Linked DNA regions of Homo sapiens: region 1 is linked to region 2. Evidence: chromatin loops called from intact Hi-C (ENCODE). Cell type or tissue: OCI-LY7. All regions are shown on one strand. Each heading gives the region's core, and the rest is flanking DNA. Links, peaks and the distances in the headings are about the cores only.

What was found. A loop is a pair of places that touch in the nucleus more often than their neighbours do. Peaks named below come from ENCODE experiments on the same cell type or tissue, not always from the same donor. Only the 100,000 strongest peaks of a DNase experiment are listed, where the experiment ranks them.
Region 1: it touches region 2 in a loop (2.4-fold over the local background); 7 of 110 quality-filtered maps call a loop at or near these places.

The regions. Positions count from the first base shown.
Region 1 is chr2:224,487,958-224,493,340 of GRCh38, forward strand. The region is part of intron 13 of CUL3 (cullin 3); the gene reads right to left. Among named protein-coding and RNA genes, the nearest start is that of FAM124B, 89 kb to the left of the region's middle. In OCI-LY7, for the core only: no CTCF peak of the experiment used is centred there; DNase peaks (open chromatin) are centred at 2,184, 2,424 and 4,794; H3K4me3 peaks cover 4,232 bases; H3K27ac peaks cover 4,467 bases.
Region 2 is chr2:224,643,988-224,649,370 of GRCh38, forward strand. The region is part of intron 2 of LOC105373909 (a long non-coding RNA gene); the gene reads left to right. Among named protein-coding and RNA genes, the nearest start is that of CUL3, 61 kb to the left of the region's middle. In OCI-LY7, for the core only: CTCF peaks have their summits at 2,471 (motif pointing left) and 2,690; a DNase peak (open chromatin) is centred at 2,444; H3K27ac peaks cover 1,200 bases.

The sequences.
Region 1 (5,383 bases), core at 334-5,333, 160 kb before region 2:
CAACTACATGGAAACTGAACAACCTGTTCCTGAATGACTAGTGGGTAAATAACACAATGAAGGCAGAAATAAATACGTTATTTGAAACCAATGAGAACTAAGACACGACGTACCAGAATCTCTGGGACACGGCTAAAGCAGTGTGTAGAGGGAAATTTATAGCACTAATTGCCCACAGGAGAAAGCAGGAAAGATCTAAAATTGACACCCTAACATCACAATTAAAAGAACTAGACAAGCAAGAGCAAACAAATTCAAAAGCTAGCAGAAGACAAATAACTAACATCAGAACTGAAGGAGATAAGAGAAAACAGAACTGAAGGAGATAAGAGAAACAGAAAACTCTTCAAAAAAAAAAATCAATGAATCCAGGAACTGGTTTTTTGAAAAGATTAAAAAATAGATAAGACTGCTAACCAGACTAATAAAGGAGAGAGAAGAATCAAATAGACACAATAAAAAACGATAAAGTGGATATCACCACCGATCCCACAGAAATACAAACTACCATCAGGGAATACTATAAACACTTTTATGCAAATAAACTAGAAAATCTGGAAGAAATGCATAAATTCCTGGACACATACACCCTCCCAAGACTAAGCCAGGAAGAAGTTGAATCCCTGAATGGACCAATAACAAGTTCTGAAACTGAGGCAGTAATAGCCTACCAACCCAAAAAAGCCCAGGATCAGACGGATTCACAGTCGAATTCTACCAGAAGTACAAAGAGGAGCTGGTACCATTCCTTCTGAAACTATTCCAAACAATATAAAAAGAGGGACTTCACCTTAACTCATTTTATGAGGCCAGCATCATCCTGATACCAAAACCTGGCAGAGACACAACAAAAAAAGAAAATTTCAGGCCAGTATCCCTGAGGAACATCGATGTGAAAATTCTCAATAAAATACTGGCAAACCGAATCCAGCAGCACATCAAAAAGCTTATCCACCATAATCAAGTTGGCTTCATCCCTGGGATGCAAGGCTGGTTCAACATATGCAAATCAATAAACGTAATCCACCACATAAACAAAACCAATGAAAAAACCACATGATTATCTCAATAGATGCAGAAAAGACCTTTGGTAAAATTCAACACCCCTTGCTGCTAAGAACACTGAATAAACTAGGTATTGAACATATCTCAAAATAATAAGAGCTATCTATGACAAACCCATAGCCAATATCATACTGAATGAACAAAAGCTGGAAGCATTCCCTTTGAAAACTGGCACAAGACAAGGATGCCCTCTCTCACCACTGCTATTCAACATAGGATTGCAAGTTCTGGCCAGGGCAATCAGGCAACAGAAAGAAATAAAGTATTCAAACAGGAAGAGAGGAAGTCAAATTGTCTCTGTTTGCAGATTACATAATTGTGTATTTGGAAAACCCCATCGTCTCAGCCCAAAAACTCTTTAAGCTGATAAGCAACTTGAGCAAAGTCTCAGGACACAAAATCAATGTGCAGAAATCACAAGCATTCCTATACACCAATAATAGACAAACAGCCAAATCACGAGTGAACTCCCGTTCACAATTACTACAAAGAGAATAAAATACCTAGGAATACAACTTAAAAAGGACGTGAAGGATCTCTTCAAGGAGAACTACAAACCAAACAAATGGAAAAATATTCTATGCTCATGGATAGGAAGAATCAATATTGTGAAAATGGCCATACTGCCCAAAGTAATTTACAGATTCAATGCTATTCCCATCAAGCTACCATTGACTTTCTTCACAGAAAGAGAAAAAACTACTCATAAGACCCAAAACCATAAAAACCCTAGAAGAAAACGTAGGCAATACCATTCAGGACATAGGCATGGGCAAAGACTTCATGACTAAAACACCAAAAGCAACTGCAACAAAAGCCAGAATTGACAAATGGGATCTAATTAAACTAACGAGCTTCTGCACAGCAAGGAAACTATCATCAGAGTGAACAGGCAACCTACAGAATGTGAAAAAATTTTTGCGATCTATCCATCTGACAAAGGTCTAATATCCAGAATCTACAAGGAACTTAAGCAAATTTACAAGAAAAAAAGAACCCCATCAAAAAGTGGACAAAGGATATGAACAGACACTTCTCAAAAGAAGACATTTGTGTTGCTAACAAACATGAATAAAAGCTCATCATCCCTGGTCATTACGGAAATGCAAATCAAAACCACAATGAGATACCATCTCATGCCATGTGATGCTGTGCTTCAGTGGTCACGCTCCTAGTCCGCTTTCATGTTCCATCCTGTACACCTGGCTCTGCCTTTTAGATAGCAGTAGCAAAATTAGTGAAAGTACTAAAAGTCTCTGATATGCAGAAATAACGGCATAAGCTGTCCTCTCTCTCTAACCCCCTCTCTCTCTGCCTCGGCTGCCAAACAGGGAAGGGCCCCCTGGCTGGTGGACAGGTGACTCACGTGACCTTATCAATCATTGGAGATGACTCACACTCCTTACCCTGCCCCTTTTGCCTTGTATCCAATAACAGCGCAGCCAGGCATTCGGGGCCCTACCGGTTTCCGCGTCTTGGTGGTAGTGGTCCCCCGGGCCCAGCTGTCTTTTATCTCTTTGTCTTGTGTCTTTATTTCTACAATCTCTCGTCTCCGCACAAGGGGAGAAAAACAACCGACCCTGTGGGGCTGGACCCTACAGGGTGATGGGTGCAGCAGACCACCATGGCACAAGTATACCTATGTAACAAACTTACACGTTCTGCACATACATCCCAGAGCTTTAAAGAAAAAAAAAAAAAAGACATTTATCACATCCCAGACACCTACAAATATATTAGTTTGCTTCTGGACTCCCTTTTGTTCAAATGAGCTGTCTGTCTATGCATTTTAAATAATGTTAACTTGTATACTTTTTAATAACAGAGAATACAACCGGAATTTTCATAACACAAATAATGCTAAGATGGATACCCCATTTACCCTGATGTGATTATTACACACTATATGCTTGTATCAAGATATCTCACGTATCCCATAAATATATACATGTACTATGTACCCATAAAAATTATAAATTAAAAAAACGTGATATGGTATGTTTTGTTATTAGGACAAATTCCTTCCCCTTTCACTGAGCTTTCCTACCTAAGACCCATCCCTTTTCAAAAGTAGTTTTGCCTAATCTTGTGCATTTTCTGGTCCAGATGAATTATGGAATCAGCTTGTCGAGTTTTATTTAAAAATATATATATTTTGGACATTTCATTTCAGATTTCCTTGAATTTATAGGTGACTTTTAAAAACAGCACACTTATAACTTGTAATTCTCCCATTTGGGTACATTTACCCTTTCATATTCTTTAGCTTTTACTGTCTTCTTGGTATAAGTACCCTGTCTACACAGTTCTTGTTAAGATGATTCCTGGGAAGGCTATGATTCTTAATAAAACATCCTTTTCTTCATGTCATTTACTGATTAATGCTGGTTTACTGAAAAGGTATTTTCTTTCCAACAAAACTCTTCTAAAGAAATGTTTTCTCACTGATTATCATGTATTGCCAAATTGACAATCATATTATCTACAGATTTTGATAATTTTTTCAATTTCTTCCTGATACTTATGAATTTCATTCCTTTCTTCTTCTTAGTATATTAGGACCTGCAGAGCAAGGCATAATAGTAGTAGTAAAGATAGGCAACTTCATCTTGTTCCTCAGTCTAATAGAAAGGTGTCTAGTATTTTCCTACTAACTACTACAATGATTTAGTTTGTCATCAGATACAACCTTATGGCATTAAGGGCAATCCATTCTAAGGTGGCGATGAGTCCCCCACTTTTATAAGGAATGAGGACTGGCTTTTATCAAATACTTTTTGTTCATCTATAGAGATCAAATGGTTTTCTCCTTAAAATGGTGCCTGGCAATTAGGCAACTGCTTGTTTTTACAATTATTACAATATCTTAATAACGATCTTTTCAAAAAGTTTTCCTATGCTGACCTTTCTTTGTATTGTAGGGATAAATCCTTTTTGAACACAGTGCATTATTCTTTCAATACACTACTGAATATGACTTGCTAATATTGAGATTTATGCTTTCAGTGTATTAGAATCTAAGGAGCAAGGCAGAATGATGAATAACCTTAAGCTTTCTTTCTCTTTTGTATTTTCCTTGCTCAGTTTTAGCAAAAAAATTATGCTAGCCTCAGATATTTCCTGAGAGCAGTATGTCTATTTTGCCTTCTGAGTTCAAAGTTCGCTAAACAGCCTTCAATTTTAACTTGCTAATTGTGTTATTCAAATTTCCTATATCCCCCTTTTCAACTCAGGTTAGTCAATAAATTTGTAAGGAATTTCCATGATTCTCGAGTTGTCTACTTTCCCTTGTACTTTCATTTTCCTTTCTATATTGTGAAGTTATGTCCCTAATGATTGCTATAAATTATTGATGAATATCAAATACTACTGTTAAGTTTTCTATTTAAATTCTGACATTAATAGTGCTATTGTCTGTAGTTTTTAAATTTCAGACTCATTCTCATAAAATTATAAAAAATAAAGAACATTAACAAAAATATGTATTAATAGTTCTTATCCATACCTCTTTCAAAAACCCACTGCTAATTACTAAAGTCCAAGGTACAGACTACCACTGTATGTATTTCCTATTTTTAGCTGTTCTAAATCACAATAAACTTACCTTTAGTCATTCAAAAAACATGAAAAGAAAAAACCTCAGCAGCAGCCTGACTACTACAGATTAAATATGACACTACAAATTAATGCCACCTGTTGTAGCCAGCTTCTATGACAGCACGTAATAACCCTGGTATATGTTAATCTTGTGTGGTCCTCTCACTATCAGGGCTGACTTGGGCAACCAAGAAAATGAGAAGTGACACTACATGTCTTCCAGGGAAAGATCAAAAAGGCACTGCAGGTTCTGCCTGGGTCTTCTGGATTGCTCGCTCTTGGGAAAACCAGCCACCAAGATTTGAGGACAAAGAGCCACATGAAAAGGCCCATGTGCAGAGAAACTAAGGCCACTTAACAACATCCAGAACAAATTTGCCAGCCATGTGAACCACCCTGGAAGTGTATTCTCCAGCTTCAGTCAAACCGTCAGATGACCAGAACCCCAGACAACATCTAAATGCAACCTCATGAACCCCAAGCCAGAACTACCCAACTGAGTATCTTCTCAATCCCTAACCCACAGAAACGAGAGATAATAAATTGTTAGTGGTTGTTTTAAATCACTAACTTTTGAAATTCGTCATGTGGCATTAAACAATACACCATCTTACTGAACTCACACAGAATATTCAAAAATAAAAGTTCACCTTCCTTTAAATTATTATAATTAAATACTTTTAACTATCTCCACTAATTTGTGGAGGTGATTTCTTTAAAA
Region 2 (5,383 bases), core at 300-5,299:
GAAACCCCAGCCTAGCGGCTTTGGGCTGACTCTGTGGGAAGCTGGTGTCAACTGTAAAAAGCTTCTCATCTGCAGTGCTTTGACAAGTACTTTCAGGAGAGTTTCTTAATTCTCTGAGCTCTAATTCCCTCATCTGAAAGGCAGAGTAGTAATAATTATGGCTTCTTAGAGTTTTTATGAGAATTGACTTAATTTCAGAGGCAGTAAACAGCCCAGGTAAGCTTGGCTTCGAGTGTGGAGTCAGGCCTTTCAATTCCTTTCCATCTGGAATTTTGGGTGGTGGGACATGGGAACAAGTTTCTTACCCTCTCTGTGCCTCAGTTTCCTTATTCCCAATAAGAGAATAATAATGGTACCTTCTTGTTATGGTTGCTGTGAGAATTGGATGAAATATTTTATGGGAAATGCTTTAAACTGTGACTGGTATTTGATTATAGCACTTAAAAAATACCTGTTGAGGCCGGGCGCAGTGGCTTACGCCTGTAATCCCAGCACTTTGGGAGGCTGAGGCGGGCAGATCATGAGGTCAGGAGATCAAGACAATCCCGGCTAACACGGTGCAACCCCATCTCTACTAACAATACCAAAAAAAAAAAAAAAAAAATTTAGCCAGGCTTGGTGGCAGGCGCCTGTAGTCCCAGCTACTTGGGAGGCTGAGGCAGGAGAATGGTGTGAACCCAGGAGGTGGAGTTTGCAGTGAGCCAAGTACACGCCACTGCACTCCAGCTTGGGTGACAGAGCGAGACTCCATCTCAAAAAAAAAAAAAAGCTGTTGATAAAAGAGGCCCTTGATGAATGTCTATTATTTAAATAATTACGTCCATGAAAAGTACTTTAACAGCATTAAAAAGTTAGTTATTGTGGGGCTGGGCGTGGTGGCTCACAGCTGTAATCCCAGCACCTTGGGAGGCGGAGGCAGGCAGATCACAAGGTCAGGAGTTCGAGACCATCCTGGCCAACATGATGAAACCCCTTCTCTACTAAAAATACAAAAATTACCCGGGCGTGGTGGCGCACGCCTGTAGTCCCAGCTACTTGGGAGGCTGAGGCACAATAATCACTTGAACCCGGGACGCGGAGGTTGCAGTGAGCAAAGATCGCGCCACTACACTCCAGTCTGGTGACAGAGCGAGTGAGATTCAGTCTAAAAGAAAAAAAAGTTATTGTGTTAAATTTTATTACATCCTCCATTATCCTTGCTGATTTTGTGTTCCAGAAATAATTACAACATTATCACACAAATCTAATCTCTGGGATCTAAATGAGAGGATCACACACTCAGATGGCTACAGGGGCGAGACAGGTCACACAAATAAATGAGGGTGCAAGCTCTGCGATGAAGGGTCCACAATCAGAATCAGATCTGTTAAAATAGGCTATGGCCAACTATTTCAATACCAGCAGTATCACTTGCAGATTCTTTCAGAGAAGCTGGAAATCTGAAATTTTTATTAATAGATGAGATTTCTGGGTTTATTAATGTTAGCAGTTTAACCAAAGAGTTTAGAAACACCTTGTTGGCTAAAGAAATGTATGTTTCAGGGGAGTGGCCTTGACCCACAGACCACCAGTTTAGAAATGCTGATCTAGACTACTGCAGATTAGTTTGTGAGACCAGCCAGAAATAGGATCCAGAAAGGTCAATATACATGGGAGAATGGTTAGAGCACCAGGAACCACTGGAGTGACAGGCTCAGGTGGGTGGATCCTCAGAAGCTGCTCTGGGGCAGGAGAAAGACTGGACTTGGGAGCAAGAAGGATGCTGAAAAGATGAAGCCCGTGACCGAAGGTGACCTGGGCATACTTGACAAGCTAATCTAGGGCTGGCCCCAATGCCACAGATATCTGTATTTTGAATACAGGTTGTTTTTACTTCCTTGGCAATCAGGTTACACAGAGGCAGTATTGTTCAATTCCTATGGCTTCCCGGGACCTGAATTGCACCTGCTGTGCATAACGATGGCATCATCCATAATTAGGCAATGACTTGCTTTTGTCTTGAGGCTTCTATGGGCCTTACCTGATGCAGGCATTCTGGAGGGAGTGTAAGTGGAAAGACTCTAGCAGAGTCAGGTAATATAATTCAGCACACTAAAGTGAACTATGGAACAGGTGCACATACAATGCAATAGCTCAGTTTCACTTTTAATGACTTGCATTATCACACAGCTATTTGGTTATCGTTTTCATAACTCAACAATCTCAAATTAAGACTTTACTATACTTATATAATGGTCTTCTATCCATGGGCAGAGACAAGCAAGGTACAAAATCAGGGGGGAAAATGAAGGCTAAATATGTATTACTAATATTCAAAATGAGAATCAAACATTTGTTATTTAAAAGTTATAGGACAATAGCAGTTGATGAGTGGTTCTTAACGGGGGCAATTTTACCACCACCAGGGGACATTCGCAATGTTTGGAGACATTTTTGGTTGTCACAACTGAGGGTAGCGTTTGCTACTGGCATCTAGTGGTAGAGACTGGGGATGTTTCAGAATATCCTACAATGTACAGGAAGACCCCCAACAATGATCAGCCCCAACATATCAACAGAGACAAGGTCAAAATAGTTCGAAATATGCAATAGTTTGAAAGAAAAAAATTCATCTGCATGTAACTTTAGAAATGAAACTAGGGCGTAAATTAAAGGCAGCCATGCATATGCACGTAAATTAAAAGGTTAAAGGTGTGCATATGTGTGACTGATTACAGCAAATTGCTGTCTCTTCATGAACTCTTAGCTGAATTAATCAAACCAATTATATATGTAGGAAGCAACCTACCTCCTCCGATAACAAGAAAATCATTTTCGCATGCAGCTTTAAGCACGTGGAAGGCCCCCAAAAGATGAATGTGCTGATGACATGCAGAGCAAAAATCATACGAAGAGGAAAAACTTGAAGAGCAAAACCTAGGGTCCTTGATCCTTCCAAGTGGACCCACCAATTGTGTCTTCTCCACTCATTGCTCCCAGTGTGTGGTAGAGTTGATCTCCTTTGACATCTTGCTTTACTAACAGATGCTTTAAATATAAAACAAGTTCAAAGACAGGTAAACAGAAGCTGAGGCTTTCATGCAGTAGAGTGTACTGTGGCTAAGTTATCTGTCAAGTACAATGTTTACTCAGTTGAGATACCTCTCAATTGAAGATGCGGGCCATTATTTCCTAAAGGGGAGTTCTACCCTGAAGTATAGTCTGAGCTGTTAAGGACAGAGGATAACATAAAATAGCTGAAAAGTTTGGGATATTGAGATAAAATGCTGAATTTCGTATTGAGATAAAATGCTGAATTTCATGAAGCATCTAATAGAAAAGAAGCAAGATTGAGGGTTTTAGGTTTTGCATTTTTTTTTTTTTGAGACTGTCATGCTCTGTCACCCAGGCCGGAGTACATTGGTGCTATAGTGGTGCTGTCACTGCAGCCTCCGCATCCTGGGCTCAAGCTATCCTCCCACCTCAGCCTCCCAAGTAGCTGGGACCACAGACACATGCCACCACCCCCAGCTAATTAAAATATTTTTTCTTTTGTGGATACGGGGTTCCCCTGTGTTGCTCAGGCTGGTCTCGAATCCCTGGGCTCAAATGATCTTCCCACCTCAGCCCCCAAAGTGCTGGGATTACAGAAATGAGTCACCGCACTCAGGCATTTCGATTTTACTGAAAAGGGGCAGGAGTGTGGGGCCTGGCTTTTAAATGAAATCTGTACACAAACTATTAAGGTAGGTATTCCCGCTTTCCTATAAAGTCTCATTATGTAGCCAGGGAAGTCATATTACCCAAAAGAACCCAACAGAAACCAAATCCAAACTGAAATATTTACACGGTTTTTTTTTTTTTTTTTGAGATGGAGTCTTGCTCTGTTGCCCAGCTGGAATGTAGTGGCGCAATCTTGGCTCACTGCAAGCTCTGCCTCCTGGGTTCAAGCCATTCTCCTGCCTCAGCCTTCCCAGTAGCTGGGACTACTGGCACTCGCCACCACGCCCAGTTAATTTTTGTTGTATTTTTTTTTTAGTAGAGACAGGGTTTCGCCACGCTAGCCAGGATGGTCTCGATCTCCTGACCCCGTGATCCATCCGCCTCGGCCTCCCAAAGTGCTGGGATTACAGGCGTGAGCCACCGCGTCCAGTCTTTTTTTTTTTCTTTTTTTTTTTTAACACAGTATCTTGCTCTGTCACCCAGGCTGGAGTGCAGTGGCGTGATTTCAGCTCACTGCAAACTCCACCTCCCAGGTTCAAACAATTCTCATGCCTCAGCCTCCCCAGTAACTGGGATTACAGGTGTGCACCACCACACCCTGCTAATTTCTGTTTTGTTTGTTTCTTTTTTTTAGTAGAGGTGGGGTTTCGTCATGTTGGCCAGGCTGGTCTTGAACTCCTGGCCTCAAGTGATCTGCCCGCCTCGGCCTCCGAAAGTGCTGGAATTACAGGTGTGAACCACTACACCCGGCCTACACAGGGTCTTTAAAAAGTCTTAATTGTTACACTTAATTGAAGTAGACATCCTTACGTTTTTTTTCCCAAGTTGGTGATCCTCTTTCATAGTTCCCATTATTAAACCTCTTTCTCTCTTTTGTTTCAGACAAAAATAGGAAGGGTTGGTATTTACTGAGCACTTACCAGATGTTGTTGTAAGTACTTTACAGATAGCTATTTAAGCCTCATCTGTGAAATGTATTTTATTAACCAATTTCCGAATGAGGAAACTGAGGCCCAGAGGATGTAAATAATTGAAAGTAATTTAGCTAGTAAGGGAGGAGTCAAACTTCAAGCTAGGCAATTTAGCCCTAGAATTTGTGATGTATTGTGCAGTCTGAAATCAGGATCTAGAATTTTTCTAAACCACGAGTCAGTATTGTCAGGGGGGGAGTAATTGAGAAAATTGATTTCTTGTTTTTCCTGAGATTCCTTTGAATTATCCTCACTGCCTTTGAAAGAAAGGTGTACAAGTGAAGGAAGGAGTACAAGTGATGCCTTTGATAGCTCAGTTGGTAGAGTGGAGGACTGTAGTGGATGAGAACGGACTATAGAAAGTCCGCACTTGGTGTCGTCAATAGGTTCTTGAAAACTGCAACTTTAAGCAAAATGAGGTATAACAAAACCATTTTGTTCTCATTAATGTTATAACAAAATGATGTTATTTGAAGACCTGCAGTTCATCATTTCGCTTAAAGTTGTAGTTTCCAAGAATCTATTGACGAGGTTAAGTAAGAACTTACTATACTTAAAAGTTTACAGATTTGGAGACGCTTTGGGGGCAGTCTTTGCAGAGCGGCAAGATAGCAGTGGACAAGAAAATGGATTCACTTTGTGTTAGATGGAAGTGACTTGATCTCTAGTTAAATCTACTAACTGAGTGATGTTGAGCAAGTCACTTAATG